2 separate regions of the Homo sapiens genome follow, and region 2 is linked to region 1. A link is a loop called in an ENCODE intact Hi-C map of the cell type or tissue named here. Cell type or tissue: PC-9. All regions are shown on one strand.

Evidence for each region. Peaks named below come from ENCODE experiments on the same cell type or tissue, not always from the same donor. Only the 100,000 strongest peaks of a DNase experiment are listed, where the experiment ranks them.
Region 2: it touches region 1 in a loop (8-fold over the local background); 9 of 110 quality-filtered maps call a loop at or near these places.

What each region holds. Positions count from the first base shown.
Region 1 is chr12:104,357,121-104,359,620 of GRCh38, reverse strand. No RefSeq gene overlaps it. Among named protein-coding and RNA genes, the nearest start is that of EID3, 55 kb to the right of the region's middle. RefSeq lists an enhancer at 1,896-2,190. In PC-9, CTCF peaks have their summits at 846 and 1,048 (motif pointing right); DNase peaks (open chromatin) are centred at 1,040 and 2,140; H3K27ac peaks cover 931 bases.
Region 2 is chr12:104,056,434-104,058,933 of GRCh38, reverse strand. It overlaps a transcript of GLT8D2 not described here. Among named protein-coding and RNA genes, the nearest start is that of HCFC2, 6.8 kb to the left of the region's middle. In PC-9, CTCF peaks have their summits at 789 and 989; no DNase peak of the experiment used is centred here.

The DNA of each region.
Region 1 (2,500 bases):
GGCTCGGTCTCTTTTTCTTTCCACTCGCCTCTACCCATGTCATGAGTACTCCCCAAGTACCGCTCCATCATCTTGCATCTGCCGCAGCCTACTCATCTATTCCCCAGTGAGGGTCATCAGGATGGAGTTCAATTTCCCCACACTGCACACGGTGCCATAACGGGTGTCTTCGTGCACGTTACCTTGGGGATACACAGAATTTCTCTGGGGTTGAGAGCCAAGAGCCGTATTGCTGGGTCATGGGCTACACAGTGCTTGAGGTCTAAACACTGAGCAGCAAACAGTCTCCTCTCCAACCAGCAGGGCCTGACGGTCCCCTCGCCTAGCTCATCATTTGGCATTAACCAGCTTTCTGATGTGTGCAAATCTGATGGCTGTAAAGCAATCTCTCATTATTTTAATTTGCCTTTCTTAATGACTCGCAAGTTTGTACAGCTCTCCTATCCTGGTTGACTTTTGGGTTTTATCTTTGGTGAATAAGCAGTTCAATGTCCTTTGCCCATTTTCTTTTGTGGTTCCTGTCTTCTTGTTGATTCGCCAGAGTTCCTTGAAGTCACCTGGGTCTAAATTCCTTATCAGTTTCAGACACAGAACAGTCCCTTCCCACATGGTCATCTCTCTATTAAACTTTTTCCATGATGGTCTTCGTGAATCAGAACTTCTGGGGCAACTGGCACATCAGTGCTTTGCCTTTTGGTTTGTGCTTGAGACCATGGTTTAAGAAACCCTCACCCACCTCTAGGTCACAGAGGTATTTTCCTATATGTACCATATAAATTTTACGGCTGTACCACATACATTTAGGTCTTCAATATGTTTCAAGTCTGTCTTTGTCATCCAGTGTTAGGTAGGGATCCAGTTTTATAGCTACACACATAGCAAACAAGTTTTCCCAGAATTATCTGCTAAACTGTTTGCCCATCCCCCTTGATTTGCAAGCCCTATAAAATTTTTTAGCTATGTGACCTTATTCACTCAAGCCCATAAACAAAGTGTGTTCCAGTAAAACTGAACACCAAAGTGGAAGCCTGCTGTTCACAGGGATGGACACTAGGAGGCACACCTTCTCTTTTGCTTTGGAGTCACCCCATGCCACAGAAGCCACACAGTGTGAGCCTGGGCAAGTGACTGACTCTGAACTTCCCTTTTTTCATCTAAAAAGTGGGTGTAGGGCCGGGCGCAGTGGCTCATGCCTATAATCCCAGCACTTTGGGAGGCTGAGGCGGGTGGATCACTTGAGGTCAGGAGTTCAAGACCAGCCTGACAAACATGGTGAAACTCCATCTCTACTAAAAATACAGAATTAGCCGGGCATGGTGGCACACGCCTGTGATCCCAGCTACTTGGGAGGCTGAGGCAGGAGAATTGTTTGAACCCAGGAGGCGGAGGTTGCAGTGAGCCGAGATTGTGCCATTGCTCTCCAGCCTGGGCAACAAGAGTGAAACTCCATCTCAAAAAAAAAAAAAAAAAAAAAAAAAGAAAGAAAAAAGAAAAGTGAGTGTAACACTAGTTCTAAAGTTCTTATAAGATTAGTGGAGTCACTGCGTGGAGGGCGTTTTGGATGTGCAGTTCTTTCTCTGCCTGCAGCTCTCCTCAGTATAACGCCTCTTCTCTTTTCATTTCTTCTCTGGGCCATTTTAAGGCCTTTATTCCTCTACGCACTTGTACTTCCAGAGCCCACATCATTCCAGATATAATGAAATGCATCACTTTCCCACTTTCAATGTACTTCATTTACAGACATACAGGAATCAGATCTAATTGCATTTGATTGGCATAAGGCAAGTATGTAGGCATTTAAAGATTTGTCCATTGTAATTTTCTTCTGTTGAGTTATTTTCCTTCATATTCTGGAGCATTTTCAAAATGGTTTCAAAGGCTTTTGTAAACACTGGGCCTTTTGCTCATGGCACTTAGTGGGGATGAAACAGCCTCGCCTTCTCTACCTTAGCAACACTAACAGATCTTGTGGATGTCATTCTTTTTTGTGTGTGGATATTGACTCAGAGTCCTCCACTCTCCTCCCTCCTGAGCCCCAGACCCACCTTCCTGTCTTCTCATTGGTGGACCCCACTGAGTGCCTGGCCAGGACTTCCAATTGAGAATGAGTAGTGGCCATGAGGATTAAATGTTGCTATGTGCATAGCACTTACAACATAACCCTAATATGCAGGAAGTAAGCATATGAGGAAAATGTGACTATTATTACACGATTTGGTCAGAATGGAGAGTGGAAAGGAAGGTTAAAGAGACAATTTAGGAGGCAATTGCAAATCAGAGCAAAAGATAAAGGAAGCCTTTAAAAAGGTGGTTGCCATGGAAAAGACGAGACCAAAGAGAATGAAACCTGTGGGACTTCACAGTGTTCTTTCATTCCAATGATGTACAAAGTACCAACAGTGTACTTGGAGCTGCTCTGAGAGCTGGGTTGATGGGAAAGCAAGGGAAAGTCTAGTCTTCCAAAGAAGAGTCCAAGGGGGCAAGAGGAGGTGGGAAGACA
Region 2 (2,500 bases), 300 kb after region 1:
TCTTAGTTAGAGGTATATAGGATTTGGTGCTATCCGTGGTTTTAGGCATCTCTGGGGGTCTTTGAATGTATCCCCCTTGGGTAAGGGAGCATCTGTTGTGTTATAGAAAGCTCTATTGGACAGTGCTGCTCTAGACTTTTTAGGCATATGTTAGAGAAGGTACTTTCATCTCTCACTACTTCCTCTCCTCTCTGCCCACTCCTCCGTATCAAACACCCACCAGAGTCATTTACCTGGACTGTTTCATTTGGGGTTAAGATCAAGGGCTTTAAGACCCAATAGGTTGTAGCTACTTAACTAGTTGTATGGCCTTGGTCAAATTATTTATCCTCTTTGAACCTCAGATTCTTTGTCTATAAAATGGGAATAATAAGAGCATCTGCTTCTTAGGGTTAGTCAAAGGATTAAATGAGATAATATGGTTCCAAAGTGGCAGCAAGGAAGCAATCTGGCTTCACACCCCCCAATGGAAAACCCAAAACTAATATTCAACACTGAAATTATCACCAGCAATATCCGAGAACTCAAATATGAGGATGAGACATTTGCTGGGGCCACAGAGAAGTTTAAAAAACTCTGAGCAGATGGTAAGAGAATCAGACTTCCATATCTGTAATCCCCTCCCCACAATCTGCCAGGCACCAACTGCATGAAAATTTCCCCCAACTCACAGTCTGTACACTGTAAAAAGTGAGATCAAGGCATAGACAACCAGCTTCTCCACAATCTTGGGTTCCCTTGCAGGAGACTTGTCCCAGCCTCAACCACTAGAAGCATCAGCAGTCCCTAGAGGAGAAATATCCCTGAGAACAGCCAGAGACAAAGGGGAGAGGTGAGACTACCATCCCAGCTCTGGAAACTCTGCTGTGTAACTTGACAAAAAGAGATGGAGACACCAAATCATAGTGGCTGTTCAGCAGCACCACACTGTAGGAGGTTGGGTCCATAGGTCCCTTGGACACTGAACCCCTAGCTAGCCTTCCCAAACTACTGGGATATCCCCCATTAAGGATGAGGGGCACTGATTATTTATTAGAATGGAGGCAAACGTGGGTTTCAGCACCATCTAGTGCTGAAAATGGGGCAGTGACCTAGCAAGGGGGGAAAAAAAGAAAGAAAGAAATAGGTAAATGAAATAATACATGTAAAGTACAGGCAGTCTTCACTTTGCATGATAACACTGTTCTGTAAACATGATATGCAAGCCAACACCCTTCAAAGTGATCTCAATTATCAGTGGGAAAAATTACAATTGTTTTGTGATGTTTAAAAACTTTTGTCAAAATATTAAAAACTTTCTTACTGTTGGATATAAATATATAGAGAAATGAAAAAATTGTAAACCTAATATTTCTTTATTATGCCATAATTTAAAACAGAAATATTGAGAATTAATGTGTTTTGCTTTTTTTTTTTTGAGACAGGGTCTTTGTCACCTGAGCTGAAGTACAGTGGCATGATCACAGCTCACCACAACCTTGACCTCCCAGGCTAAAGCGATCCTCCCACCTCAGCCTTCTGAGTAGTTGGGACCATAGGTACATAACACCACACCTGGCTAACTTTTTTATTTTTTGTAGAGACGGGGTCTCCCTATGTTGCTCAGGCTGGTCTTGAACTCCTGAGCTCAAGCCTCAGCCTTCCAAAGTGCTGGGATTACAGGTGTGAGCCACCATGCCCAGCCTCCTTTCTAAGTTTTCCTTTGTGCTTTCAATGTTGTGAGATATCTTTCAGCATTCCTTTAATGTGAATTTTTTGCCCATGTCACTTTCTGGAACATCTTTATCCTTTTCCTTACAACTTCCTTCCTTATTTGTGTTCATAAGTTTACCTTTACTAAGTCTCTCTGGATGCCCATCTGGAGTTGAACAGTGGCAATGTCAACATTCCCATGGCCACCAATTTCTTCTGTAACTCCAGTGATCTTTGATTTGAACTTCACTGCCACAATAATCACTTTTTGTTTCTTTGCTTCACTTTTATCTTTATTGGCAAATTCTATCGTCCATTTTTTACAATGTTACTTGGAGATAAAGAGGCAACACAACTACATGCTTTGCTGTCTGTGCATAACTAAATAACAGATGTCCAGTGACCAGTCACCAGCAGACTAGAAATGAAGTGATGTGCTGTGGTCACTGACCATGGCGTGCATCTGTTATTTACATAGTAATTTTGTGGACTGAAAACCTGGCAGCAAAGCTTGTATTTATGCAATTACTTACAGTGAATATACTGTGGTAACTGAAATTTGAACTGTATTATTGGGGGACTTGTGTTATATAACTAAACGGTGCTAATTGAAATCTGTGCTGTTACCATGCCAAGCAAGGACTGTGCTATACTTACGCAATGTCTGACATGTAGTTAGCATTTAATAAGTAGTAGATTGTTTTATTTCTATCATTATCATGATTTTATTATATTTCTACACTTTCTATTCCTCCTCCTGAGCTGCAGGCCAAAAAGTCAACCCTAGAGTGAGAATCTGGTGCTGGAG